2 separate regions of the Homo sapiens genome follow, and region 1 is linked to region 2. A link is an interaction called in ENCODE POLR2A ChIA-PET data of the cell type or tissue named here. Cell type or tissue: CD4-positive, alpha-beta T cell. All regions are shown on one strand. Links, peaks and the distances in the headings refer to the core of each region. The heading gives the core; the rest is flanking DNA.

Region 1 (15,460 bases), core at 4,278-12,277, 140 kb after region 2:
ATATGAGGATCACGGTTATTAGGTGGTTTCAATGAGGGAGTGGAGGAATGACTCTTCCAGGAGTCCAATTCACTTGCTTCAAAAGGGCAGTCTCTATCGGCTAGTCCTGGGATGTGGGCCTGGTCCCACAGGCTGCCAGCAGCCAAAGCTAACAGGCTACAGACGAACAAAGGTTCATTGAGGAGCTGGCACGCGGGAGGGGCCACTGCCAATGGCTTGACAGGAGGGGCAGTGTGCATGTCGGGCCACCTGCCCGAGCAGAGAGTCTCCTATGGAGGAACCCCAGGGGGTTTCAGGTCCTGCTCCATCCTCCTCGTGGATCTCTTGGCATCTTTTTTCTTACATTCAAAGAACATCCTGTTGGAGAAGTAGGATCCGAGGGCTGTGGCGGGAAGGCTGGTGCACACTCCAGTGTGCGAGTGTTCGAGTGCCTGCAGGTGCTCCGCCCACATGCGTGCCAGCTTGTTTGTGAGGGTGTATGTTTGTCTTTTCTGTGTGAAAAGCAGGGAGTAATCATTTCCATGACCACCCAAAAATAGGGCAACTTGAGGGAGTGGATACCAGGCAAGATGTGCCTGCCTGCAATGGTGACTTCACCCTGCCTGGGATGGGCTGTGTCCAGGCCTTCCACTAGAGGACAGACACCACCATGTCTAGACCACTTCTAACCAACAAAGAAAGCAGAGTGGTTCCATTTCTGGCCTCGTCACCCAGGCTGGCCCGGCCCAGCCCACCTTCTGCAAAACAGTGACCACATCCACCACACTGGACAGCTGGGTCAGCCATAGCAGATATGAGGGCCTGGGCCCAGCACGTGGTCAATGCTGGGCATGGTGAGGCATGCTCCTGAGTTTTAGGAGCTTCTTGGGCATGTTCTTAAGTTTCCTGTCAGATTCAAGCCATAAGTGGACTTTCAGGCAGGGGCAGGGGCAGGGACCCCTGGGCAGGGCACCATTTAAAGCCAGAGTCCTAGGTTTCCTCGCCAGAAGAGTAAACCCCAATCAGACCCCAAGGTGCTCCTCCGGACTGGAGATGAAACCAGATTTGCAAGAGGCAAACTTGGTATTTCACTTCAATTTGCATCATTTGTTAATGAAATTTCATAATTAAAAACCTGCGCGTTAGCCATGTGCCCCATATTTTCTGAGCTGTTTGCCCATGCCCTTTGCCTTTTCTAAAAACCAACATGGCACATGTATACATATGTAACAAACCTGCACGTTGTGCACATGTACCCTAAAACTTAAAGTATAATAATAATAAAATTAAAAAAAAACTTATTCTGAAGTAATTATAGACTCTCAGGAAGTCACACAAATGGAACAAAGAGCTCCACGTACCCTTCACCCAGCTTTCCCCAGTGGTGGCTCTTGTATCGCTGGAGCACAATGTCAAAGCCGGGAAATTGGCTTTGGGACATTACTGGTAAACAGACTACACGTCATTTACAGTCATTGAAATGTCAATGTTGTGTGTGTGTGTGTGTGTGTGTGTGTGTGTGTGTTTTCAGATGGAGTCTCGCTCTGTCACCCAGGCTGGATTGCAGCAGCATGATCTTGGCTCACTGCAACCTCCACCTCCCGGGTTCAAGTGATTCTCCTGCCTCAGCCTCCCAAGTAGCTGGGATTACAGGTACTGCCATCATGCCTGGCTAATTTTTGTGTTTTTGTAGAGACAGGGTTTTGCCATGTTGGCCAGGCTGGTCTTGAACTCCTGACCTCAGGTGATCTGCCCACCTCAGCCTCCCGAAGTACTGGGATTACAGCTGTGCCCAGGTGTCAGCCATTGTTTCCCTTGCTATTTTATATTCGCAATATTATAATATTAGTGGTACTAATGCTTTGTGATGTTTCTGCAAATGTTTCCCCTAGGATTTTCATTGTCTTTTACTTGTTTTTATGGCATGTCTTTTGAATGTAGGTTACATATTTGTGTAGTCATCTCTACTGGTCTTTTTTTTTTTTTTTTTGAGAAGGAGTTTCGCTCTTGTTGCCCAGGCTGGAGTGCAATGGTGCGATCTTCACTCACTGCAACCTCTGCCTCCCAGGTTCAAGCAGTTCTCCTCCTCAGCCTCCTGAGTAGTTGGGATGACAGGTGCCCGCTACCATGCCCAGCTAATTTTTTGTATTTTTAGTAGAGACGGGGTTTCACCATGTTAGCCAGGGTGGTCTTGAACTCCCGACCTCAGGTGATCCACCTGCCTCGGCCTCCCAAAGTGCTGGGATTATAGGCGTGAGACACCGCGCCCAGCCACTACTGGTTTTTCTTTAGAATTTCTTGTACTGCTTCCCTGCCTGCCCTCCCACCCGTTCAGAGATTTAGTTTTCACTTTTATCTTTTAAGCTTTTGTAGTTTTATTGATTAAAATATATATCTATCCATAATAAAAGAAAATTCAAACAAAAAGGAAAAGTGCAAAGAACAAAAGCAAACTCACCTTCAATTCCGCCACCTAGAAATAACCTGTTACATTTTGGTGATAATATTGTGTAGCAAAGAAGTAGTCTTCCTGGCTGGGTGCGGTGGCTCACGATTGTAATCCCAGCACTTTGGGAGGCTGAGGCAGGTGGATCATTTGAGGTCAGGAGTTCAAGACCAGCCTGGCCAACATGATGAAACCCCATCTCTACTAAAAATAAAAAAATTAACCGGGCAGTAGTGGCGCATACCTGTAATCCCAGCTACTCAGGAGGCTGAAGCAGGAGAATCGCTTGAACCCGGGAGGTGGGGGTTGAGGTGAGCCGAGATCGTGCCACCGCACTCCAGTCTGGGCAACAGAGTGAGACCCTGTCCCCCCCCACCAAAAAAAAAAAAAAAAAAGAAGTCACCTTCCCAAAGAGAGGTCAAGCCTTTGCCCTGGGCTGCTGGGAGGTGAATTCTAGGCCCCTGGAATTAGAAATTAGTTCTGCCTGATGGGAGTGTCTTTGTTTGCCTGGGGGCTTTGGCCACAGAACAGTTACCAATCTGACTTACAATGGGGGCCTGGAGCACAGGGTATCAGTTCCAACCTCCAGAGGAAAGGCTAACTAAAGGTCTTAGCCAGACATCTGGGCGGGGCTAGAAACTAAAGGTCAACCACAGGGGTAGAATGGATCAAGTCCAGTAAAAACTTGCGTCTTGGCTGATTTTAATTTGAATCCTTTCCTTATAATATACTGCAACCATGAATATAATACTTTTCAGTGCGTTCTGTTTTTCTAGTGAATTATTGAAACTGAGGGTGGTTTTGGGAACTCCCCAACTTGCATTTGGTATTAGAAATGAAGGCAGTCAGCCAGGCGCAGTGGCTCACGCCTGTAATCCCAGCACTTTGGGAGGCTGAGGTGGGTGGATCACCTGAGGTCAGGAGTTTGATAACAGTCTGGCCAACATGATGAAACCCTGTCTACTAAAAATACAAAAATTAGCCGGGTGTGGTAGCACATGCCTGTAATCCCAGCTACTTAGGAGGCTGAGGCAGGAGAATCACTTGAACCTGGGAGGCAGAGGTTGCGCGGTGAGCCAAGATTGTGCCATTACACTCTAGCCTGGGCAACAAGAGTGAAATGCTGTCTCAAAAAAAAAAAAAAAAAAGGCCGGGTGCAGTGGCTCACGCCTGTAATCCCAGCACTTTGGGAGGCCGAGGCGGGCGGATCACGAGGTCAGGAGTTCGAGACCATCCTGGCTAACACAGTGAAACTCCGTCTCTACTAAAAATACAAAAAAGTTAGCCAGGCATGCTGGCGGGTGCCTGTACTCCCAGCTCCTCGGGAGGCTGACGCAGGAGAATGGCATGAACCTGGGAGGCGGAGCTTGCACTGAGCTGAGATCGTACCACTGTACTCCAGCCTGGGCGACAGAGCGAGACTCCGTCTCAAAAAAAAAAAAAAAAAAAAAGAAATGAAGGCAGTTATATGGACTGTTCTAACTCTGAAGTTGGCCCTTAAGTCTTGGCAATACATATTCATCTGACTATGTATGTATATAAATAAAGATAAAAATATATAAATAGGCTGGATGTGGTGGCTCACATCTGTAATCCCAGCACTTTGGGAGGCTGAGGTGGGTGGATCGCTTGAACCCAGAAGAGCGAGACCAGCCTGGACAGCATGGCGAAACCATATCTCTACAAAAGATACAAAAATTAGCCAGGTGTGGTGGTACATGCCTGTAGTCCCAGCTACTCGGGAGGCTGAGGTGGGAGGAGCACCTGAGTCCAGGAGGTGGAAGCTGCAGGGCTGCAGTGAACTGTGAACTCACCACTGTACTCTAGCCTGCGTGGCAGAGTGAGACCCTGTCTCAAAACAAAAAGAAAAAACCAAAAAATCCATATATATATGAATAACATAATGCTTAAATAGGTAGGAACAGGTTTGTTTTATAACCCATTTTTCACTTATATGTCACAGACATCTTATGCCAATAAAGTTTTATATTATTTTATTTTTATATACAGAATATTTCACTGTACACATTTATCATAATCTACTTAACCATTTCCCCACAGACATACATTTATATTAACAGACGTGCTGTTTCAAATAAACAATGCTGTGATAAACACTAATTTTCATTAACATAGTCAAAATTTAGAAGTCCTTTTTTTATGCTTCTGTTTTTTGTGTCGTACTTAACAAGGCTTTTCCTAGCCTAAGACTTTGAAAACACTTACCTATTTCCTTCTAGAACTTTCACGGCTTCCCTTGTTACATTCAATTCAATAAAGCCAACTAGGATTTATTTGGTGGAATGAATGTACAGGGATGATGTAGGGATCCTGCTTTAGGTAAGATTTCCTAAATAATCCATCTTTCCCCATTAAACTAAAGGTCCATCTTCATCATACACCCCCTTCCCATAGATACATATATTTGGGACCACTTCTGGATGTTGTTTCTTATGGGTTTTGTACACACATTTTTTTTTTTTTTTGAGATGGAGTCTCGCTCTGTTGCCCAGGCTGGAGTGCAGTGGCACGATCTTGGCTCACTGCAAGCTCTGCCTCCTGGGTTCAGGCCACTCTCCTGCCTCAGCCTCCTGAGTAGCTGGGACTACAGGCGCCCGCCACCACCACGTCCGGCTATTTTTTTATATATATATTTTTAGTAGAGATGGGGTTTCACCGTGTTAGCCAGGATGGTCTCGACCTCCTGACCTTGTGATCCGCCTGCCTTGGCCTCCCAAAGTGCTGGGATTACAGGCGTGAGCCACCACGCCCGGCCTGTACATACATTTTTAATGATTTCACTTTTTACATAACTCTGATTCATCTGGGGAGAAAATCAATTTAGTTCTTTACACAGCTCACAAAAACAAATTCCAACTAGTTATCTCATTGTCTCATCTTCCCACAATGACTTACGACACTTCTCTGAACATATGTTGCATCTTCACCTATACCAGGGCTTGTTCTGGGCCCTGCATCACCACTGACCTGTGTCCAATCCTGTGCTGCCATCACACTAATTTAATCACCACAACTCTGTGCTATACTTTACTATCTAAGTAAGGTTAGCACCCATCATCTTTTAAAACAATTTTAGAATTCTTGCCTACTATTCTTTCAAGTGAACTTTATGACCATGTTGACAAATCTCAAAATAAAACTATTCTAAAAGAAAAAAGAAAACTATTTTAATATGTTGATTGGGATTATGTTTAATAAATCAATTAATGTAGGCAGCACCCCACTTCAAATTGGGCCATCACCATACCAAATTAAGGAATGTTATTCTACTTACACTACTTAACCTACTTAAAAAGAGAAATCCAAAGCTATCTGGTTTGCTATAATTTGCTTCATGAACCTCCTTCACATTTCTGATCATATTTTTCTAACATTTCTAAATAATATAAAAAGGAAATTTAGAAAGAAAAAACAGCAAAACAAAACCAAATCACGCAGTTATACCACTCAAACACAAGCACTATCCTCATTTTATTGTGTTTGACATAGCCCCACCTAGCTGATATGGCAGCTGCCACCCTCACCCTGACCAAACGGCTAAGCCACAGGCAGCAGGGAAAGGTTTCCATTATATTCAGTACTAAGCATGACTGTCCCCAAAGAATACAGCTTTTCCCTAGCACCTTCATAAAAAGGTAATTCAGTTGGTAGTTGGTTTAAATATTCACCAAGGTAAAATGTTTATGTAAAGAATGAAAAACTCTACCCAATTGCAGACACCTGGCTTAAAGAGGCAATAAATCAAGGAACAGCATTCTCTAGCCAGAGTACACACCTGGAGTCAAGACTCTAGAAATTGGCTACCAGAGATGTAATAAAAACAGATCATACTTGCAAATGTTTCTAAGCACCTATGAAGACTGACAAAAAACAAATTTGATATTATCACCACTATTAGTCATTTCAAGGCACTGCCAGCTACACAGCCTACTTACAAGTCAAAGAAATCTGAAGCTGTCTGATGCATTTAAAAGGATAAGGTAACACTCGCCAGGTAGCCAAGACCTATAAATAGACTTTTTTTTTTTTTTTTTTGAGACAGAGTCTTGCTCTGTCACCCAGGCTGGAGGGCAGTGGCGCCATCTCGGCTCACTGCAAGCTCCGCCTCCTGGGTTCACGCCATTCTCCTGCCTCAGCCTCCTGAGTAGCTGGGACTACAGGCGCCCGCCACCACGCCCGGCTAATTTTTTGTATTTTTAGTAGAGACGGGGTTTCACCATGTTAGCCAGGATGGTCTCGATCTCCTGACCTCGTGATCCGCCCACCTTGGCCTCCCAAAGTGCTGGGATTACAGGCGTGAGCCACTGCGCCCAGCCCTTTTTTTATTTTTTTTTCTTTTGAAGAGCAGGATCTAGCTCTGTTGCCCAGGCTGGAGTGCAGTGGCATGATCATAGCTCACTGCAGCCTTGAACTACTGGGTTCATGTGATCCTCCCACCTCAGCCTCCCAAGAATTTGGGACTACAGGCATGCACCACCATGCCCAGCTAAATTTTAATTTTTTTGGTAAAGATAAGCGTCTCCCAGGCCAGGTGCAGTGGCTCACACCTGTAATCCCAGCACTTTAGGAGGCCGAAGCGGGTGGATCACCTGAGGTTGGGAGTTTGAGACCAGCCTGACCAACATGGAGAAACCCTGTCTCTACTAAAAATACAAAATTAGCCGGGCGTGGTGGCACATACCTGTAATCCCAGCTACTCACGAGGCTGAGGCAGGAGAATTGCTTGAGCCCAGGAGGCGGAGGTTGCAGTGACCCAAGACCGCGCCATTGCACTCCAGCCTGGGCAACAAGAGCAAAACTCTGTCTCAAAAAATAAAAAAAAGAGAGATAAGCATCTCCCCATGCTGCCCAGGCTGATCTCGAACTCCTGACCTCAAGCAATCCTCCTGCCTCGGCCTCCTAATGTGCTAAGATTACAGACGTGAGCCACCGTACCTGACCCTAAACCTAAATAGGCTTTAAATAGGTTTTTCCCTTTTTGAGACAAGAGATAATTCAGTAAAGATTGTTCCCAATTATTTTCAGTTTTAAGGGTCTGGAATTGTATCCCTCCCCAGAAAGAGAGTTCCTGGCCCTAAAGAATAAAAATGAGAGGCACCCAGAGCAGGGATGCGTTGGGGTCACACCCACTTCCATTCGGCAAAAGGAAGAATAGCTGGATCCTGTAACACCCACTGCAACCACAGGATTCTGGCTTATTTGAGGAAGAGGATTCAAAAAAGCATACGAACAACTTTGTACTGCCCTCATCACATAATAGAAATTCCAAAATAAAATCCATTTTCCCTTTGCCTGCTAAAGATGCTTTCTCCCATCTGCTACTGAGAATCAGTTGTCAACCTAAATCTCTCCTTTGCATCCTCTTCCCATGGGTGTTTTTTAGTCAACTTATTAACCTTCCAAGTAGCAAAGGAGTTTGGGATGGGCAGAAGAGTTGGAGCCTACTCTAAATCGAAGGCAAGCTGTAGAAACAGTTTTTGTATTTCAGACATGCTGCAAATCTCCTCAGCCAACCCATCTGAGGTCAAACAGCCCTTCTGTCTCTCCTGAGACGTATGAACGGATTACATCTTTGTCAGCATTCCATATATCTACATTTCTTTCCTGTCTGTGAAAAGCAACAATTTGGGCCAGGCACGGTGGCTCACACCTGTAATCCCAGTGTGGATCGCTTAAGGCCAGGAGTTCGAGACCAGCCTGGCCAACATGGCAAAACCCCATCACTACTAAGAATACAAAAAGTAGTTGGGCACAGTGGCTCATGCCTATAATCCCAACACTTTGGGAGGCCAAGGCGGGCGGATCACTTCAGGTCAGGAGTTCAAGACCAGCCTAGCCAACACAGTGCAACCCCGTCACTACTAAAAATACAAAAATTAGCTGGGCGTGGTGGCTCACGCCTTGTAATCCCAGCACTTTGGGAGGCCAAGGTGGGCAGAACACTTCAGGTCAGGAGTTCGAGACCAGCATGGCCAACATGGTGAAACCCCATCTCTACTAAAAATACAAAAATTAGCCAGGTGTGGTGGTGCACGCTTGTAATCCCAGCTACTCAGGAGGCTGAGGCAGGAGAATCACTTGAGCCCGGAAGGCAGAGGTTGCAGTGAGCTGAGATTGTGCCACCTAAAAAGGAAATTATATTTTTTATAGTTTCACATGAGGGTGAGCACAGGTTTAGTCACTAAAAGTCAAGGTCAGAGTGACTAATGTCTCTCTCTTTCATTTACCCCTGCTTGAAGGCCTCCTGGAAGAATAGACTAAAATGGAATGAGAATTTGTAAGACACACATAATTTAAGAAAAACTACAGAGCAGGAAAAAGAAGTCTGCCTAGACAGTGATGGGCACTCATTTCTCAAAACCGAAGTCCCTGATGTACTGCTGGTTCCCTCCACACACAAGTGAAAGCAAAACACAGGCCTTGCAGGAGCTCACGGACTAATGAAAGGGCGTGACCCACATGGGAAGGAGATTTTGTGTCTTCTCCTTCCTGCAGATCTTTGGGGGCCAGCGTGCATTTAGAGGTGGGGAGGAGTCGAGCAGGGAGAGAGTAATTATGAACAAAACTTGAAGCCAACCATTTATGTTGATTTTTTGACTATAAAGTTTCAGTCCTCGTGTTATGTACAAGGGCCTGCTACCCTTTCCTGACATAAGGAAGAATGATAATATGATTCCTCTGATGGCAAAATCCCAGATTTTACTGAGGAAATCTAATTCTGTCTTTTTTTTTTTTTTTTTTTTTGAGATGGAGTCTCGCTCTGTCGCCAGGCTAGAGTTGCAGTGGTGTTATCTCAGCTCACTGCAACCTCTGCCTCCTGGGTTAAAGCCATTCTCCTGCCTCAGCCTCCTGAGTAGCTGAGATTGTAGATGCCCGCCACCATACCTGGCTAATTTTTGTATTTTTAGTACAGACGAGGTTTCACCGTGTTGGCCAGGATGGTCTTGATCTCTTGAACTCGTGATTCACCCGCCTCAGCCTCCCAAAGTGCTGGGATTACAGGTGTGAACCACCCCTTTCGGCCCTGATTCTGTCTTAATGTCATAAAAATTCATCTTCTCCATCAGCAGCATCACAGGCCAGGCTGCCCTTCGCAGGGGACACATGGCGCACCTTCCAATCAGGGTCAGCTTGGAAAGATACTTTTATTACCACCTAGTCACCGCCGGCCAGGGGAGAGCCAGAGAGGGCAGTGTCCCCGCAACCCCCCACCTTCCAATCAAGGCCAACTCAGAAAGATGCTTTTATCACCACCCTGTCACCACTGGTCACAGGAGAGCTGGGGGAGGACAATGTCCCCCCAAATCCCCCTTTTCAATCAGGGCCAACTCGGAAAAGACACTTTTCTAACCACCCTGTCACCACCAGCCACAGGAGAGCCGGGAGAGGGCAGTCAGTGTCCAACTGCCTGCCAGCTCTGCAGCCTTGGACAGACACCTGGCCTTTCAGAACTTCACTTTCTTTGGGAAAAAAAGAAAACTACTTCACAGAGCTGTGGTAAGAATGAAATGAAGCCAGGTATTTAGAGCAGACTGACTTTCTATCTGGAACACAGGAGGTTCTCAGTAAAAAGAATTCATACATTCAGCTGATGCTTCCCAAGACGTTCAGGGCTGTCTGACTCACTGTGCTGTGGGAACCGCACAATTAAAGCCTCTAGGCCACTGTGGCCAAGCCTCACCGTGACTCTGGATGGGAAGAGGGGGAACGACTGTGGGGGGATGCTGAACAAAGGTGCTGCGGAGCTGGAGAGCACCAGAGCTGTGAGATTAGGTACATCCAGGAAAATGCAAATGCATCCCACCAAGAGCGACAGCACAGGCAGAAATGTCTTTATTAGCCCTTACACAGGAATTGCAGCTGGGGGTTTCACAGCTGTCCTGTCACCTGAACCCCCAGCTCCCGCCACGAGGAAATGCCACCAAGGGCCTGATGACTGCCTGCACCATCAGCTCTCAGGCACACTTCACAGCAGTGACCCTTATCAAGTGCCTCTTAGTCAAGCTACAGAGTGGACAACCTGGGAGAGGGCGACAGACAGAGGAGAACACAAGGAGGAGGGCTGGTGACGTTGAACCCCTGCCAGTGCTCTCAGAGGAGAGGCGTGGGCCCAGTTGGAGTCCTGCACCCGGAAGCTAGTGCAGCTGGTGCAGCTGATGCTGCTACCTCTCTTTCAGCTCCATGAATCTATGGGAATCAAGAGCAGTGAAGGCCGGGTGCTGTGGCTCACACCTGTAATCACAGCACTTCGGGAGGCCAAGGTGGGTGTATCACCTGAGGTCAGGAGTTTGAGACCAGCCTGGCCAACATAGTAAAACCCCATCTCTACTAAAAATACAAAAATTAGCCAGGCTTGGAGGTGCAGGCCTGTAGTCCCAGCTACTCAGGAGGCTACGGCAGGAGGATCACTTGAACCCGGGAGGCGGAGGTTGCAGTGAGCCGAGATCGCGCCACTGCACTCCAGCCTGGATGACAGAGTGAGACTCCATCTCAAAAAAAAAAAAAAAAAAAAAAAAGAACCTGCGATTCCATCTTGCTTTCACCACCAGGAATCAAATGCATCCACACCATACAGAAACCCTCTGCAGGCCAGGGAGTGGAACATCCCAGCAACACTTACCAAAAGCCCGATGTGTCAGGCTCTGCACAGACAGTGACAACACAGTGACAATGCCATCCCTGGCTCTGCCCTCAGGACCTCACGAGCTAATGCAGAAGACAGAAAGGTCTTCCTTTGAGTGAGCAAAGGCATGTGTGGAGTGTATGGAAGTGCAATGGAGGGGCACCCAGTGGTGTTTTCCTTAATTAGGATGCCTGAGCGGAGTCTCCAAGGACGGGCAGGAGTTAACCAGGGAAAGAAGGGAGAGAAAAGGGTTTCAGGCAGAGGGAATCAGGAGGCCTTCTCCAGAAACGAGCAGCTTTGGCTTCTGGCCCATGCTCTTCCCTCCCTTCTCCATCACCACCATAAATGGGTCTGCAGCTTTGAAGACAGAGGATAAGTTGAGATAACACCACCCACAGTGCAGAGCCTAGGATCAAAGTCCCAACCTTGCTGCTACTTTTCCCAGCCAGGGGCTGGCCTGGGCAACAGGCAAATCCTTGAAAAAGAAGAGCAAGTGAAGCGATGGAAATGCCAGTTGGCCAACATCTCACACTTAAGTGTGAACCTATAGTCTGAACCTATAGTCCAAAACGATGACAGAATAGGAATCAAAGCTAATTTGTCACATCAGGTTCTAAAGTAAAGCAGACAGAGAAAGAAGGGAACAAGAGAGAGAGGAGGAAAAGAAGGGGGGGAAAGGGCTTATAAAAGGGAAGTTTTTTTTTTTTTTGAGACGGAGTCCCGCTCTTTAGCCCAGGCCGGACTGCAGTGGCACAATCTCGGCTCACTGCAAGCTCCGCCTCTAAAAGGGAAGTTTTTGAGAGATACCTCTTTTGTACCATGGGTGTTTTGACCACATAAAAGTGAAAAATCAGCCGAGCGCGGTGGCTCACTCCTGTAATCCCAGCACTTTGGGAGGCCGAGTCAGGCAGATCACCTGAGGTCGGGAGTTCTAGACCAGCCTGACCAACACAGAGAAACCCCATCTCCACTAAAAATACAAAATTAGCCGGGCACGGCTGTAATCCCAGCTACTCAGGAGGCTGAGGCAGGAGAATCTCTTGATCCTGGGAGGCAGAAGTTGTGGTGAGCTGAGATCTCAACACTGCACTCCAGCCTGGGCAACAAGAGCGAAACTCCGTCTCCAAAAAAAAAACCCGTGAAAAATCTCTTCTAAATAAAAAAAAAATCAATAAGCAAAGTTAGAAGGTAAGTGTCAAACTGAGAGAGGCATTAGGAAAAAAGCTTAGTCCTTAAGGTGTAAGGAGCTCCACAATCAGTGAAGCTTCCCCAGTGACTAACTGCAGAGATAAAAAGGATGTGGCTGTCAAGGTCTGAACCAAATGGCCCAATTTAGCACCACCAACAGTGGGCCCACCTGACAGTATGGACCTTTGATGTGATCGCCCATGAGGCACCCACCAAAAATGTTTCACCTAAATCTAACAAAGCCTTTCAGGACTCACGTGATTTAGTGGTTTAGAGGAAACACGGGGAGCAAGGAAACATGTTCACCAGGAAACGACAAATGCAGACTGTGGGACGGACTTCAAGACAACTGGGCCAGTCCCTTCAAAAGGTCAGAGCCACGGGGGGAAGGCAGAAGGATTCTTCTACAAGAAAAAAGGCTGGCCGGGTGTGGTGGCTCATGCCTGTAATCCTAGCACTTTGAGACGCCGAGGTGGGCAGATCACAAGGTCAGGAGATCAAGACCATCCTGGCTAAAGTGGTGAAACCCCATCTCCACTAAAAATACAAAAAAATTAGCTGGGCGTGGTGGCGGGCACCTATAGTCCCAGCTACTCGAGAGGCTGAGGCAGGAGAATTGCTTGAACCCGGGAGGCAGACGTTGCAGTGAGCCAAGATCGCACCATTGCACTCCAGCCTGGGCGAGACAGTGAGACTCCGTCTCAAAAAAAAAAAAAAAAAAAAAAGAAAAGGTAATTATGGTAAAGCCAAAAACAAGAAAACTGAAGATAAATCAAATACATCTACCAACACATGAATGGAGAAAACGCACTGCTATATCTATACGACAGAATATTAACTACAGGTGCAGACAGCAACATGGATAAGTCTTAAAAACATGCCGAACAAAGGAAGCGAGACACAAGGATACAAACTGTCTGATTCTATTTATACAAAACACACGGAAAGACTAATCTGATTCACAGTGATAGTGCGCAGATAGGGAAGGAGAGGATGCCTGGGAAGGGCGCGAGGGAACCTTCTGGGGTCATGGAAATGTTCTGTATATTGATTGCAGTGGTCACATGTGTGCATACATTTGCCAAAACTATAAATCAGTACACTTGTAAGGGTGAATTTTATTGTTTACATATTATACCTTAATAGAGCTGATTGAAGTTTTTAAATTATAGTAATGATACCCAAGGGTTGGGGATAATGTAAGGAGTTGGACCCTCTTAAATAACACTAGTGGGACTATTAATTGGTACCACATGCTTTCTGTAACAGCTTTATTGGAATATAGTTCACATACCACACAGTTCACTCATTTGAAGTGTACAATTTGGCCAGGCACGGTAGCTTACACTTGTAATCTCCGCACTTTGGGAGACCAAGGCGGAAGGATCACATGAGCCCAGAAGTTAGAGACCAGCCTGGACAACACAGCAAAACCCTGTCTCTACAAAAAAAAAAAAAAACAAACAAAATTAGGCCGGGCACAGTGGCTCACACCTGTAATCCCAGCACTTTGGGAGGCCAAGGCGGGAGGATCATAAAGTCAGGAGTTCAAGACGAGCCTGACCAAGATGGTGAAACCCTGTCTCTACTAAAAAAAAAAAAAAAATACAAAAATTAGCCAGGTGTGGTGGTGGGCACCTGTAATCCCAGCTACTTGGGAGGCTGAGGCAGAGAACTGCTTCAACCAGAGAGGCAGAGGTTGCAGTGAGCCGAGATCGTGCCACTGAACTCCAGCCTGGGTGACACAGCGAGACTCTGTCTCAAAAAAAAAAAAAAAAAGGCCAGGTGCAATGGTTCATGCCTGTAATCTCAGCACTTTGGGAGGCCAAGGCAGGTGGATTACAAGGTCAGGAATTCAAGATCAGCCTGGCCAACATGGTAAATCCCGTGTCTACTAAAAATACAAAAATTAGCCGGGCATGGTGGCGGGCGCCTCTAATCCCAGCTACTTAGGAGATTGAAGCAAGAGAATCGCTTGAAACCAGAAGGTGGAGGTTGCAGTGAGCCAAAACTGCACCACCACACTCCAGCCTGGGTAGAAGAGTGAAACTCTGCCTCAAAAATAAATAAATAAATAAATAAATAAATAAATAAATAAATACATACATACATACATACATACATATAAAATTAGCCAGGCATGGTGGCGTACACCTGTAGTCCCAGCTACTTGGGAAGCCAAGGCGGGAAAATGCCTTGAGCCTGGGAGGTCGAGGCTGCAGAGAGCCGTGATCATGCCGCTGCACTTCAGCCTGGGTGACAGAGCGAGACCCTGTCTCAAAAAATAGTGTACAATTCAATCGTGTTTCATATATTCAGAGAGCTATGCAACTGCCATCACAACTTTAGAGCATTTAAAAGAAATGCCCACACTCTTTAGTTATTCCACTTCGACCCTAAACAACTATTGATCCACTTTCTGTCTCTACATGAATGCATATTCTGGACGTTTCATATTTCACATAAGTGGAATCATATAGTATGTAACCATTTGGGATTGACTTGTTTCACTCTGTGTCATGTTTTCAAGGCTCATCCATGTTGTAGCATGTGTCAGCATTCCATTCCTGTTTGCCACTGAATAATATTCCTATCCACAGATATATCACATTGTTTAATCCATTCATCAGCTGGTGGACATTTAGACTATTTCCAACTTTTGGCTGTTATGATTAATACTTCTGTGAACATCTGTGTACAAGTTTTTGTAGGAACTATATTTTCATTTCTCTTGGGGAGATTCTTAGGAAGGGAATTGCTAGGTCACATGGTAACTCCATGTTTAATGTGTTGGGGAGTTGCCAGACTGTTTTCCACAGCAGCTGCACCATTGTACATTCCCACCAGCACACAGAGGGAATGGATCTCGATGCTCTCCCACACTTTCCACAGGCTAATGCTGTGAAGTAGCCTCTTACTGTGGTTTTGAGCGCATTTCCCTAACGATTAATGGTATTAAACATCTTTTCACATGTTTATTGGCCATTTGTGTATCTTCTTTGGAAAAATGTCTATTCAAGTCCTCTGTCCATTTTTAAATTGGGTTATTTGTGTTTTTTTTAATTTGTAGAATTCTTTATATATTCTAAATATACATCTTTTAATAGATATATAATTTGCCAATATGTTCTCCCATTCTAGGGGCTGTCTTTTCTAATTAATACAACTTTTGAAAACTACTCTTGCAATGTATATCAGACTTC
Region 2 (15,460 bases), core at 3,341-11,340:
TGTTCCCCTTCCTGTGTCCAAGTGTTCTCATTGTTCAATTCCCACCTATGAGTGAGAACATGCGGTGTTTGTTTTTTTGTCCTTGTGATAGTTTGCTGAGTTGGAGGTCCTTTTTTCAATGCAAAAATATATATTTTTTATAAAATGAGATCATACTCAACAGATTGTGGCCTTCAGTTGTCAGTTGTCATGAAAATCTGCCTCATCCTTTTTGAAAACAATAAAGTATTCGTCCTGTGGTCTTTTGCATTTCTGGGTATTAGCATGTCGCTCTCCCAGCATGTCCTACCAGAGTTTACTCTCACCAGTGAATGGGAACCCATCGTTCAGTGTAAGTCTGTATTCTTCCGTCTTTTATTTAAGAGCTGATTCAGAAGAGCTGGCATGCTGGGTGAACAGTTTTCTCCCAGAAGCCCCGGCTCTGCCCAGGAGAGGTGCTTCCACGGCTGCACCCACCCTGGGGCTGCCAGCCTCAGCGCCTGGTCTGACAGGCAGCAGTTTTGGAAAATGAACTTGAGTCCCCAATTTTCCTGGCACAGTGTGAAATAACTGGAAATGATTTTATTGTCTGTCGCTGCACCCCAGCCCCAGGAACAGAGATGGGCCCCTGGGAGGCCCCCATGGCCTGGCAATAATTGGCCTTTTCCCTCACAGGAGTGCTACCTGGAGGGTGACCAGACGAGCCTGTACCACGCAGCCAAGGGGCTGATGACCCTGCAAGCTCTGTATGGAACGATCCCCCAGATCTTTGGGAAAGGAGAATGCGCTCGGGTGAGAACCGGCTGCTTTGTGGTGGTAAAGGAGGGCCCTTCACACCCCAAAAGGGAGGAGGAACGGGAAGCTCCTTACAAACAAATTCAGTTGATCTTAATTATTTATGAATACTGTACTCATGAATTTGCCTACTGATTAAAATGCACTTATAACCCTCCAAGTCAGTACTCATGGTGCTTTTGTCGGCGTGCACAGTGGTGACAGTTTGAGTAACCACTGCGCATGTTCCCAACTGAGGCAGCTGACACTCCACCTTCCCATTTCAGCTCTCAGACTGCAAACAAGTGTACTTTTCACAGTCTCACTGTCATATTTTCCACACGTGTGTACTTTTTTTGGTGATTTCACTGTTTAAAATGGCCTGCAAATGTAGGACTGAGGTGCAGTCGGGTGTCTTGTGCACAAGAAGGCTGTGGTGTGCCTGGCGGAGACATTACGTGTGTCAGAGACGCTTCGTTCAGGCACGAGTCACAGAGCTGCTGGCTGTCAGTTCAGTGTGAGTGATCAACAATTATGTTAAGTCAGGCATCTTTAAGCAGAAACACATATAAAACTGGGTTACGTATTGATCAATTGACAGAAACGTTGAGACCAGAGGCTCCCAGGAACCTAAGTCTGCGTTTCTCCTAGGAACAGTGGTTCCATCTTCGCTAATTTAGTGTTTGCAGTGACTTCATAGAACATAACTACTGCGAATCACAAGAATAGACTGACCTGATTTTATGCCTCATTGGCAAATGGCAGCTGCCTTGGTGCAAGTGTCGGGATGGGTGCCAACAGCAAGGTGCTTTTCTAGAGCTGCTTATTTCTAAGCAATGCACTCTTCCAGTTTTTCTCCTTTTTTACTTTTTTGATTGTCTTTCTGGTTTTAGACAAATTTTAAAATCTGCTTGTTCCCAGGGGGGCCCCACCTCATCCAATGTTTTGTTTCCAGCAAGTGGCCAATATGATGATCAGGATGAAGAGAGAGTTTACAGGAAGCCAGAATTCAATATTTCCTGTTTTTGATAATCTCTTGTTGCTTGATCGGAATGTGGATTTATTAACACCTCTTGCCACTCAGCTGACATATGAAGGACTCATTGATGAAATTTATGGCATTCAGAACAGTAAGTACATGACATCTGTTTTCACTAATAGGTAATATGAGAAGAATATCCTTTGTGGAGGCTACTGTTTGTATATTGCACACTTAAGCATAATTTAAAGTCAGAGATCCGATTTTAATGATTCAGAGTGTAGATTAATACAGACCTTTTTGTAAGCAATTTAGCAACACATAAAACTTTTCTAACCCTTGGCCAAAGAAAACCCAAAGCCTAAGAATGTGCCTTGAGGAATCATTCCAAAAAAGAGGATCAGTGAGGTTTGCATAAGAATTTCGATTTCCATTTTCTTACCAGAATTTTCCAAACAATCTCAGTGGTTGAGTACATTATGAAATATTATGGAACCACCTGGGTGTGGTGGCTCACACTTGTAATTCCAGCTCTTTGGGAAGCCAAGGCGGGCAGATCACTTGAGGTCAGGTGTTCAAGACCAGTCTGGCAAACATGGTGAGATGCCCGTCTCTACTAAAAATACAAAAAATTAGCTGAGTGTGGTGGCACATGCCTGTAGCCCCAGCTACTTGGGAGGCTGATATGGAGGAATTGCTTGAACCCGGGAGGAGGAGGTTGCAGTGAGCCGAGAGAGCGCCACTGCACTCCAGCCTGGCGACAGAGTGAGACTGTCTCAAAAAAAAAGAAAATATTTGGAACCATCAAAATAATAAATGTGGAACATGAAAAACTGCGTAGCCATGCCTATTTCAATTAGAGGTTGTTATATATGTGTCTGCATATGTATGTGTATTCCAAACTATATTTATAATATATTTATAAAAAATAACTAAGAATACCGTAAAAACTGGAAATAACTGGAGGTGGAATAATCAGACCATGCCTCCAAAGGGTCAGTTTTTAGAAAGCTGCTTCCTTTACATAGAAATCAGAGAACCCTTGAAACAATAAAAATACTGACCTCTGACTTTCAGACACTAGGATTCAGTGACATCTGAGCAAATTGCAGTTGTCGGTGACACAAGAGTTGGCCAGAATTTTAGTGCCCAGGCCGGTCCTTGTCCCCTGTGAGCAGAGGCCAAGGGTCTCCCTCAGAGGGCACTGGCATTTGCGACGCACACATCCTTGCAGCCGGCAGTAGTTGACGAAGGCGGCAGAAGCAGTGGCGTTTGTGCTGGTTGGAAAGACGTGGAGAGTTTAGTTGGAGATCCTGGGGCAGGGGCAGTCGGCATCATACACAGAGTCATGACGAGCCAAGCAACGTGGTTGAGTGGAGTGCATGGCTGGAGAAATATTTTAGAAAAACGGCTGGTACAGAAGGTCGAGGCCACTCTATGGAAGATGTGGATGGCTGGTTAGTGCCTGGCCTTGGTGGGTGATTAGGTAGATCACAAGTATGTTTGGTTTGGCTGGTTTTGGCCCACATGATATTTATTTCTGTCAGCTTTAGAATGTGATACATTTTAAGTAATAATCCTGAATTAGGCCATGACGAAAAATATTGGAAGCACTGGCAAGAGGCCATGCTCCCACTGGTGGCCAGGACCCAGAGTGTCTAGAGCTCCCTGCCTCACCACAGACCCCTACACCTGTCTCAGCCTGGCCTTCTTCCCTCGTCTGCATAGTCCCCGGCCTCTATTGCCATCCTGAATGAAGTCACAGGGAGCCAAGGGAAGGCCTGAGGAGAGGGATGTGTAAGAAAGATGAGGCCAGGCGCGGTGGCTCACTCCTGTAACCCCAGCACTTTGGGAGGCCAAGGCAGGCAGATCACGTGAGATCAGAAGTTTGAGACCAGGCTGACCAACGTGGTGAAACCCCATCACTACTAAAAATACACACACACACACACACACACACAGCTGGATTTGGTGGCGCATGCCTGTAGTACCAGCTACTCAGGAGGCTGAGGCACGAGAATCGCTTGAACTTAGGAGGTGGAGCTTGCAGTGAGCCAAGATCGCACGGCTGCACTCCAGCCCGGGTGACAGAGTGAGACTTTGTCTCAAAAAAATAATAAAATAGGTGAAAATTTTTTTAAATATTTAAAAAGAAAGAAAGGAAGGAAGAGAGGAAGGGCCTGCAATTCAGAGGGAAACGGACTCGTGGTTGCCAGGACTACAGGAAGGGGATGGGGAGTCACCACTTATTGGCTACAGGGTTTCCCTTTGGGATAAAAAAGTGTGGAACTAGATACTGGCTGTGGTCCTACCATGTTGTATATGTACTAAATGCTACTGGATCATTCACTGTAAAACAAAGTAGTAATTTTTATATTATGTGCAATTTACCACAAGAATGGATGAATGAATGACGTGGGTGACGGAGAGAGAGACATGCATGAGGAGGCGTTTCCACACGTATGGAAGGTCTTTAGTGATAAGATTGTAAAAAGTCTTATTATTATTGTTTGTCAAAAAAATGGCACCTTTAATACTTTTTAAAACTCTATTTATTGACAGAGGAATTTATTTCAGGAGAGCCCTATGCTGGGTTGTGGGTGGAAATCAAAGAAACAGGGTGGTCCCAGAGCATGTAGCACCCAGGAAGGCATGAAAGAAGAGCTCTGAAGTTCAGGATGGGGAATGGTGGGGGGAGAGGCGGCCTGGGAGTTGGCCCAGGGACAGCTGTATAGGAGGGGTGGGAGGTATGTGGGAAGGGATTTTCCAAGAAGAGAAAAAATATGTATAAATTCCCAGCCTCCTTGTAGCAAGTTTTTTCGTAATGTAAGTCAAACATTGATTAGGAAAAAAATTGGAAAAATAGAAGAAAACATAGATCCGTTATTATCCTCCAACCTTACCCCAACAGCCCTGTGGCCCCAAACCTTGGGACAACCACTGTTAATATTGTGGTATTATTTCCTAGTCTTTTTTTCCCCTTGTGTAGTTTATTGTAGTTAACAAAAAATGGAATCAGGTTGTACAAATAGTTTCAAACCTGAGTTTTGATTTGGTATGCTAATGAGCATTTTCCTAGTGTATGCATACTGTAATCGTTACATTAAAATCCACAGTATAGGGCAGGCATGGTGGCTTATGCCTGTAATCCTAGCACTGTGGGAGGCCAAGGCGGGCCAATCACCTGAGGTCAGGAGTTCGAGACCAGCCTGACCAACATAGTGAAACCCCATTTCTACTAAATACAAAAAAAAATTAGCCAGGTATGGTGGCGGGTGGCTATAATCCCAGCTACTTGGGAGGCTGAGGCAGGAGAATTGCTTGAACCTGGGAGGTGGAGGTTGCAGTGAGCCGAGATCGTGCCACTGCACTCCAGTCTGGGTGACAGACTGAGACTGTGTCTCAATTAAAAAACCAAAAAGTGGCTGGACACACTGGCTCATGTCTGTAATCCCAGCACTTTGGGAGGTTGAGGTGAGCGGATCATCTGAGGTCAGGAGTTCGAGACCAGCCTGGCCAACATGGTGAAACCCGTCTCTACTAAAAGTACAAAAATTAGTCGGGTGTGGTGGCGGGCGCCTGTAATCCTAGCTACTCAGGAGGCTGAGGCAGGAGAATCGCTTGAACCCGGGAGGTGGAGGTTGTAGTGAGCTGAGATCACGCCACTGCACTCCAGCCTGGGCGAGAGAGCGAGACTCCCTCTTAAATAAATAAATAAATAAATAAATAAAATAAGAGAGAGAGAGAGATCCTCCCACCTAAGCCTCTCAAAGTGCTGGGATTACAGGCGTGAGCCACTGTGCCCAGCCTACATAAGATTTTTTTCATATATCAGATTATTTTCTTTCCCTGGATTCCCTGATGCAGGATTTTTGGGGTGAAAGGCACTTGGTACATGTTGCCAAATTGCTTTACTGCAGAGTTACACCAGCTCCATGCCATCCGTAGTTCATGAGCACATGTGGGGTGTTCCAGGAAAATAGGGACTCACTTGGCTTGGCAGGAGCAGAGTAGGGAGAAGGAGATTAAGGCTACTTCGCAGAGGAAGTGGATACCATGCTAAGGAATTTGGAAGCTTATTCTAGATCAGGGTGTACAGCTTTTTCTATAAAGACCCAGATAGTAAGTATTTTAGGCTTTTGCTTGTTACAAAGTGCAGGTCATACAGAGGAACCTCCTTGTCTCTGTCATTGTCATGTGAAAGTAGCCATAGACAATACAAAAAGAATAGCTGTGGCCATGTGCCAATAAAACTTTATTTGCAAAAACAGAAAGTGGGCTGGGCATGGTGGCTCACACCTGTAATCCAGCACTTTGGGAGGCCCAGGAGGGTGGCTCACCTGAAGACAAGAGTTCAAGACCAGCCTGGCCAACATGGTGAAACCCTGTCTCTACTAAAAATACAAGAAAATTAGCCGGGCATGGTGGTGGGTGCCTATAATCTGAGCTACTCAGGAGGCTGAGGCAGGAGAATCATTTGAACCCAGGAGGTGGAGGTTGCAGTGAGCCGAGATCGTGCCATTGCACTCCAGCCTGGGTGACAAGAGTGAAACTCCGTCTCAAAAAAAAAAAAAAAAACAGAACGTGAACAGAGTTTGGTCCTCAGACCGTAGTTTCTAATTCTTGTTCTAGGATGGCTTTTAAACTATTTTGGATTCCAATCCACAGTAAGAAATGTATTTTATATCATGAGCCAGTATATACACACATGTATGCATGTGCATGTTAAACTGAAACAAAAGTTTTATTTAAAAAAAAAATAAAACGAAGCCACCACTAGCTTCTCTAACAGCGTGTGATAAGCTTTTGTATTTTCTACTCTGTGCTGTTTTTGGTACTGTTGTTTTGTTTTGGTTTCGTTTGGTTTTGGTTTTAAGATGCTACTTGCAACCCACCAGCTTGATTTCATGATCCACTAATGGAACATGATCTACAGTTTGAAAAAATACTAAAAGTCAATGGGGAGATCCTTGAAAGTTTTCTGAGTGGAAAAGTGACCTAATCCCTGAATAAGTTTAGGAAGTGGACATTGCTGCATGTGGTTTATATAGGTGCCCCAAAGATAATGAGAACTGTGGTATCAGTATTAGAGTCACTACTTCCTGTACTTTGATCATGGAAAATCAAAAGCTCAGAGCTATGTGTCGTTTGCCGTCTTCCATTTTCTCCTGAGTTGGAAATTCTGTTTTGTGCTTGGTTACCGGATTGGTTCTTCCAGTCATTGCACACAGGTGCTTATTCCCTTCCACTGCTGCTCAGGTTATGTGAAATTACCTCCAGAGAAATTTGCACCTAAGAAACAGGGCGATGGTGGTAAGGACCTCCCCACGGAAGCAAAGAAGCTGCAGCTGAATTCTGCAGAGGAGCTCTATGCTGAGATCCGAGATAAGAACTTCAACGCAGTTGGCTCTGTGCTCAGCAAGAAAGCAAAGATCATCTCTGCAGCATTCGAGGTGAGGCAAGTTTTGGGTGTCATTCTGCAACTCTAGGCCTCAGGTAGATGCCCACCCCTGAGGGGAATAAGAGCTCCAAAAATATGTAGCCATTAAACCAGGCTTCAATGCAACTTTTCTCATCTTCAGTAACTGCAGATTCAGTATTGGAAGATCCGAGGTTTTCATTTTAAACTTTCTCAGACCCGCGTTGCGTAAAGTTCTTTTTGTGTGGAGGGTAGGTGGAGGCGCAAGTGTGTGCAGTTTACAGACTTCCATCATAAACATTTGCTTTATCGTCTTAAATTATTTCCTACCTTGCCTAAGAGGAAGCCATCTGTACTACAAATAAAGAATCCTCTATAATAGAACTTGTGGTTCATGCTGAAAACTCAAGTTTAGCCAGTGTGACTGCGGCAGGGGAAGTCAGCACGTGTGGCAGGTGATAATGAGACTGAAATCCCCAGCAACCCCGAGCTTTGAAATTGGTGGCTTCATTATCACCTTCCTGCCTCCTCTTGCCCGTTCACTAGTTTATTCTTGCTCAGGCTCCTTTTTGAAACATGGGAATTCAACAAGATCATAAAGTCTGAATATTTCAACTTTGGAAACATAAATGGGAAGTTTTTGAAAATGAATTTTTCACTGAGTATGTAGTTCTAGATTTTTTTTTGACAGGGTCTCGCTTTGTCTCCCAGGATGGGTGTAGTGGTACAATCATGGCTTACTGAGCTGCTACCTCCCAGGCTCAAGCAATCCTCCCACCTCAGCCTCCCGAGTAGCTGGGACCACAGGCACATGCCATCATGCCTGGCAGAGTTTTTTGTTGTTTTTTTTTCTGTAGAGATGGGGACTTCCTGCGTTGCCCAGGCTGGCTTGGAACTAGGCCATGTAATTCCAGATTTTATCTTTCTCAGGAATTATGTTCATTAATTGATTTTCATATTTCTGAAGTTACTTTTGGTTTAAGTTATTAAATTTTGCCAAAAAATATTATCATCACCAAGCTATGTTCGCTTTGTTCATAGACTATACTCAAGACTAAGGTTCAGGCCAGGCACAGTGGCTCACGCCTGTCATCCCGGCACTGTCGGAGGCTGAGGCAGGAGGATCGCTTGAGCCCAGAAGTCCTAGACCAGCCTGGGCAACACAGCAAGACACTGTCTCTACAAAACTTTTTTTTTTTTTAACTAGCTGGGCAGTGGCGTGTGCCTGTAATCCCAGCTCCTTGGGAGGCTGAGGTAGGAGCCTAGGAGGCGGAGGCTGCAGTGAGCTGTGATGACACCACTGCACTCCAGCCTGGGCGACAGAGACCCTGTCTCAACATCAAATAAAAGACTGAGGGTCAACAGAAAAAATGGATTTTTTTCTGTTACACAGGAAACTTTTCCTCTTTATGGTACCCTCTAAACATAATTTTTTGTCTTAGTTTTTTACTCAGAAATTTGTATGGTTTATATAGTACTATCTTTCACCAATACTCAGATGTCCACAAAATACTGACACAGTGTTTAAGCTGGTACATTGGAAGACAGACTCTGAGGCATTTGCTTCTTTAAAGAAGTGCTAATTCAGGAGACAGGCACCATGACCTCTATTATTTCAGTCATATATATACTTTTCTTTTCTCTTTTTTTATGTAATGTAATGATTTATTTGTATTCCATTCTTCCTTTCTCATTAATATAAATGAAACATCCTCTGAACAATACAAAAAACAAAGCACTTAAAATATCGGCCAGGCGTGGTGGCTCACGCCTGTAATCCTAACACTTTGGGAGGCCAAGGTGGGTGGATCACCTGAGGTCAGGAGTTCGAGACCAGCCTGACCAATATGGTGAAACCCTGTCTCTACTAAAAATACAAAAATTAGTTTGGGCATGGTGGTGGGCACCTGTAATCCCAGCTACTCGGGAGGCTGAGGCATGAGAATCACTTGAACCTGGGAGGCGGAGGTTGCAGTGAGCCGAGATTGCGCCACTGCACTCCAGCCTGGGCAACAAAGCGAGAGTCCTTCTCAAAAAAATAAAATAAATAAACTATCTTCCCTGCTTGAGGCACTGCTCTCTTGTTTATTTCAGGAAAGACACAATGCTAAGACCGTGGGGGAGATCAAGCAGTTTGTTTCCCAGTTGCCCCACATGCAGGCAGCAAGGGGCTCGCTTGCAAACCATACCTCAATTGCAGAATTGATCAAAGATGTCACTAGTGAGTATCCTTTGTAATGATTGTTTCAGTCTGGGGCTACTTGCACATACAACGTTTGACACCTAGGTCATCAACACCACAATGCCTCTTCGGGAGAGTCAGCTCTGTCTTAATACCACGTGTTCTTCTCAGTGTTAATGAAGTATACATATGTTAATAGTTAAGGATATTCCAGGCGGGGCATGGTGGCTCATGCCTGTAATCCCAGCACTTCGGGAGGCCAAGACGGGCAGATCACTTGAGGTCAGGAGTTTGAGACCAGCCTGGCCAACATGATGAAACCCCATGTCTACTACAAATACAAAAATTAGCCAGGCACAGTGGTATGCATCTGTAGTCCCAGCTACCTGGGAGGCTGAGGCAGGAGAATTGCTTGAACCTGGAAGGCGGAGGTTGCAGTGAGCCGACATCACGCCACTGCACTCCAGCCTGGGTGACAGAGTGAGACTCCATCTCGAAAAACAAAACAAAAAGAATGTTCCATTTGTTGGCCAGGCATGATGGCTCACATCTGTAACCCCAGCACTTCGGGAGGCTGAGGCAGGCAGATCACTTGAGTCCAGGAATTGAAGACCAGCCTGGGCAACATGGCGAAACCCTGTCTCTACTAAAAATACAAAAATTAGCTGGGCATGGTGGCACATGCCTGTAGTTACAGCTACTCAGGAGGTTGAGGCATGAGAATCACATGAACCCTGGAGGCAAAGGTTACAGTGAGCTGAAATCACGCCACTGCACTCCAGCCTGGTTGAGCGAGACTCCATTAAAAAAAAAAAAGACTGGGCGAGGTGGCTCATGTCTGTAATCCCACCACTTTGGGAGGCCGAGGCAGGTGGATCGCCTGAGGTCAGGCATTCGAGACCAGCCTGGCCAACATAGTGGAACACCATCTGTACTAAAAATACAAAAATTAGCCAGGTGTGGTGGCGGGCACCTGTAATCCCAGCTACTCAGGAGACTGAGGCAGGAGAATTGCTTGAACCGGGAGGCAGAGGTTGCAGTGAGCCAAGATTGCACCACTGCACTCCGGCCTGGGCGACAGAGCAGGACTCCATCTCGAAATAACGAAAGAAAGAAAAAGAGAAAGAGAGGAAGGGTCCATTTTTTAACTCAAATTTTTTCATTATCATTTATATGAAAAATATTTGGAATGTAGATAAGAGAAAAAAATTATCCATAAGTTTGCCATCATAATCTGAGATGGTTAATTTTTTTAGTCTAGCTTTTTTTCTTTTTTTTTTTTTTTTGAGACGGAGTTTCACTCTTGTTGCCCAGGCTGCAGTGCAATGGCACAATCTTGGCTCACCGCAACCTCTGCCTCCCGGGTTCAAGTGATTCTCCTGCCTCAGCCTCCCAAGTAGCTGGGATTACAGGTACTTGCCACCACGCCTGGCTTATTTTCTATTTTTACTAGAGATGGTGTTTCACCATGTTGGTCAGGCTGGTCTCAAACTCCCAACCTCAGGTGATCCGCCTGCCTTGGCTCCCAAAGTGCTGGGATTACAGGCATGAGCCACCGCGGCCAGCAGCTTTTTTCCTTTTTTGAAGGATTACTTATTGGCGCATGTTCTTCCCTTGAATATTCTGTGCAGAATTGGTACAAAGAGTATATGTTGAGTATTTTGAAAGAGCTCAGAAGACATCTATTAAAGCAGACATGAGTTTGTTTGTTTGTTACAACACAGGGCTGTAAAAGCTGAGTAGGAGATTGTTTTATGAAGTATACTTCGAATCTTAAGTAAATCACAGTTATCGGAAAATCAGTCCTTTGTTTCCCTGTTCATAGGAGTGGAAACCAGTTGAAATTGGGTTGAACCTAATGATGAAAATGAAATGTTCTTGAGAAATTAGCTTTCATTCATACTGACGCTCATTCTGGGGTCTGTACTGAAATCCTAAGGATACAAAAGAGTGCACTTGTCGACTGTATCTAGTGTAACTTAGGAGTGCAGAGGCCTAGCGTTTTCCATGTTTCCTAAAAGATTTTCTTCAGGTGATGACTTGAACTTATTGCTTGCTTGCTTTTTTGCATGATGTCTGGTTTCTTTTCTTTTGAGACAGAGTCTCGCTCTGTTGCCCAGGCTGGAGAGCAATGGTGTGATCTTGGCTCACTGTAACCTCCGCCTCCCCGCCTCAAGTGATTCTTGTGCCTTAGCCTCCCGAGTAGCTGGGACTACGGGTGTGTGCCACCATACCCAGCTAATTTTTGTGTTTTTGGTAGAGATGGGGTTTGGCCATGTTGGTCAGGCTGGTCTTGAACTCCTGGCCTGAAGTGATCCACCCACCTCGGCCCCCTACAGTGCTGAGATTACAGGTGTGAGCCACCGTGCCCAGCCACATGTCTAGTTTCTGAATCGTGCTCTGTGTATAAAAGCATGCCACTCAAGTAAATTAACATTTAATTTCTAAGTTGCAAATTTGCTAATTTCATTTTAGCTTCTGAAGACTTTTTTGATAAATTAACCGTGGAACAGGAGTTTATGTCTGGAATAGACACTGATAAGGTATGTGGACAAAAAAACCTCTTTAACAAGTAATTGAAAGCTTATTAAACCTCAGATTATAGCCAGAAAACCAATTGCTTTGATTCCCATGCCTTGCCTTTTTTTTTTTTTTTTTTTTTTTTTTTTTTGAGACGGAGTCTCACTGTGTGTCACCCAGCTTGCTCTGTTGCCCAGGCTGGAGTGCAGTGGCGCCATCTCTGCTCACTGCAAGCTCCGCCTCCCGGGTTGACGCCATTCTGCCTCAGCCTCCCGAGTAGCTGGGACTACAGGCGCTCACCACCACACCTGGCTAATTTTTTGTATTTTTAATAGAGACGGGGTTTCACCATGTTAGCCAGGATGGTCTCGATCTCCGACCTTGTGATCCGCCCACCTTGGCCTCCCAAACTGTTGGGATTACAGGCGTGAGTCACTGCGCCCGGCCACTTAAATATTTTTAAGAGCAAATGCAAAATGTGCAAGTGTAGATTTTATCAAGTAACAGATATTTAACATTATTCTGTGCAAGACACTTTCTGCCATACATGGCAACATGAGACCTGGCCCCTAAAATCAAATCTTTTTAAGACTGTATTAGATAAGGTATTTGCTCTTTTGAAAGAGTTTCTTATATAACTCCTTTAAATAGCTCTATTAACAAATTTTAAATTATTCACTTTATGAAAATTCCTAACATAAAACAATTACTGATACTTTTTGCTAGATTAGTTGTTGATACTATTGAAATGGAGTAGACATCTGGTAGCCTCTCAGAAGCGTGTCCTTAGAGACAGACGTGTCCAGACAGGCATATGGAGTGACCAATTGTATTCTCAGCGGCCTTGGGCTCCAGTGACTTGGCCTGATCACTGGGGGGTGTGTGTGTGTGTGTGTGTGTGTGTATGTATGTATGTGTGTGTGGGGTGTGTGTGTGTGTGTGGTGGCCAGGGTGTGTGTGTGGCTGGGGCTAGCAGAGCTATTTCGGGGAAGGGTTAGGGACTGTGGAAAAATAACTCATTTTCCCACGTATCTCCTTTATTGGACTTTGAAAAATAATAATAAACATCAAGTTAAGTTCCTAAACCATGTATTGTGTGTGTGTGTGTGTGTGTGTGTGTGTGTGTGTGTATGTATATGTAAATGTATATGTATATGTATGCTACTTTATTTCCAGGTCAACAATTACATTGAGGATTGTATCGCCCAAAAGCACTCGTTGATCAAGGTGTTAAGACTAGTTTGCCTCCAATCCGTGTGTAATAGTGGGCTCAAACAAAAAGTTTTGGATTATTACAAAAGAGAGATTCTCCAGGTGAGTATATTTTTAAATTATTAATTTGCCAAGGGGGACAGCATCTTTTTAAAAAATACTTCATGGGCCGGGCACAGTGGCTTACGCCTGTAATCCCAGCACTTTGGGAGGCCAAAGCAGGTGGATCACTTGAGGTTAGGAGTTTGAGACCAGCCTGGCCAACATGGTGAAACCCCCATCTCTATTAAAAATACAAAAATTAGCCAGGCATGGTAGCATGCACCTGTAGTCCCAGCTATTTGAGAGGATCAGGCAGGAGAATCGCTTGAACGCAGGAGGCGGAGGTTACAGTGTGTCAAGATCATGCCCCTGCACTCCAGCCTGGGCAACAGAGTGAGACTCTGTCTCAAAAAATAATAATAAAAAATTTAAAATTAAAAAAAATAAAAATTACAAAGCTGCCATTTTGGTATCTTGTAACGACTGTTGTATAAATTTTTTAACACCTAGAGGAATTGGTCTTGGTAGCCATCACTGTTTATTGTATTTGTGTGATAATAATAGCTAACAGGCTGGGCACAGTGGCTCACCTCTGTTATCTCAATATTTTGTGGGGCTGAGGCAGGAGGATCGCTGGAGGCCAAGACCAGCCTGGCAACATAGCAAGACCCTGTCTCTACAAAAAAAATACAAAAATTTACCAGGCATGGTGGCTGTGTCTGCAGTCCCAGCTACCCAGGAGGCTGAGTTAGGAGGATTGCTTGAGCCCAGGAGTCCAAAACCAGCCTAGGCAACATAGCTTGTTTACAAAAAGTAAAAAATAATAATAATAGGTAACATTTCTTGAGCATTTACTATGTGCTAGGATCTATTGGAAAAACTTTATAGGCCGGGCGCGGTGGCTCTGTACCCTGACTCTACTAAAAATACAAAAAATTAGCCGGGCGCGGTGGCGGGCGCCTGTAGTCCCAGCTACTCGGGAGGCTGAGGCAGGAGAATGGCGTGAACCCGGGAGGCGGAGCTTGCAGTGAGCCGAGATTGCGCCACTGCAGTCCGCAGTCCGGCCTGGGCGACAGAGCGAGACTCCGTCTCAAAAAAAAAAAAAAAAAAAAGAAAAACTTTATGTGCATTCATTTGTTTCATCTTCACAATACTTCCTTGTTAACTGTAGTTACCATAACAACAACAACAAATATTCACAACAGCCTTGTGAGTTAGAGACTGCTATCGTCCCAGTTTTATGGATGAAAAACTGAGGCACAGACTAGTTTAGGTAACTCACCCAAGGTTACCTGGCTGGTAAGTGGCACAGCCAGTGGTAAACCAGGCAATTTGAGTGTAGCGCCCATGTTCTTAACTCCGCAGTTATACCACGGAGGAAAAGAACTTTCTGCAAATTTCTGATGACAGTTGCTTAGCAGGTTTACTTAAATTAAGCCTGTGTTACTTATAATAAGGAAAAGGCCACTCTTGTTTTTGAAAAGTCTCCCCTTTGTTTGAAAATGACTCAGGTAGTATTTATTTGCTGTTACCAGTGACAGTTAAGTACATTTTTATTAAAATTGAGTGCTCATTAATTTTTTGTTTTTGTCTTTTTTTAAGTTATGTATCCTTGTGTAAGAGTCAAATAATGCAGAAGTACACAGAGCAAAATGTGAACGTCCCCTGTACCTTGCTCATACCCCAGTTTCCCTCCCCAGATGTGACCAGTGTCAGCAGTCTGATTTGCTTCCTTCCAAACTCCATTCTTTGCATTTAGACAGAATGTTTCCATACACAGACTTCAGAGCAAGACTGGCTGGATCCAGGTTTCAGCTCTGCTCTTCACTAGCTGTGTGACTTTAGGCAGGTTATTTAAACATCTCTGTAAAATGAAGGTAATGATACCTACGTCATGGGGTTAGAGCCGGGATGACTGAGTTAATGTATGTAAGTGCTTAGACCAGAACAGTGCCCAGCTCATAGAAAGTATTTTATAAGTGTTGGCTACTTTTTAAAATTTATTTATTTTTTGAGACAGTATCTCACCCTGTTGCCCAGAGTGGAGTGCAGTGGCACAATCTTGGCTCACTGTAACCTCCTGGGTTCAAGCGATTCTCCTGCCTCAGCCTCCCGAGTAGCTGGGATTACAGGTACATGCCACCAGGCCCAGCTAATTTTTTAATTTTTAGTAGAGACAGGGTTTCACCATGTTGGCCAGGCTGGTCTCAAACTCCTGACTTCAAGTGATTGGCCCGCCTCGGCCTCCCAAAGTACTGGGATTACAGGTGTGAGCCAGCATGCCCAGACCTTGGCTACTTTTTAAAAATAGAAATAATGTCCTACTCTACATGTTATTTTTTTTTTAATATAT

The links. Peaks named below come from ENCODE experiments on the same cell type or tissue, not always from the same donor. Only the 100,000 strongest peaks of a DNase experiment are listed, where the experiment ranks them.
Region 1: POLR2A ChIA-PET joins it to region 2 with 5 read pairs; 6 of 35 experiments call an interaction of 5 or more read pairs at or near these places.

Annotation. Positions count from the first base shown.
Region 1 is chr12:122,102,098-122,117,557 of GRCh38, reverse strand. All of the region lies in intron 1 of MLXIP (MLX interacting protein), which reads right to left. Among named protein-coding and RNA genes, the nearest start is that of MLXIP, 31 kb to the right of the region's middle. RefSeq lists enhancers at 5,142-5,436, 8,449-8,768. In CD4-positive, alpha-beta T cell, for the core only: no CTCF peak of the experiment used is centred there; a DNase peak (open chromatin) is centred at 8,853; H3K4me3 peaks cover 224 bases; H3K27ac peaks cover 909 bases.
Region 2 is chr12:122,236,294-122,251,753 of GRCh38, reverse strand. VPS33A (VPS33A core subunit of CORVET and HOPS complexes) reads left to right here. Exons shown (of 13, transcript NM_022916.6): 5 at 655-771; 6 at 1,709-1,883; 7 at 6,992-7,185; 8 at 9,246-9,372; 9 at 11,809-11,876; 10 at 13,030-13,167. Among named protein-coding and RNA genes, the nearest start is that of DIABLO, 18 kb to the right of the region's middle. In CD4-positive, alpha-beta T cell, for the core only: no CTCF peak of the experiment used is centred there; DNase peaks (open chromatin) are centred at 6,593, 6,853 and 7,603; H3K4me3 peaks cover 2,582 bases; H3K27ac peaks cover 3,392 bases.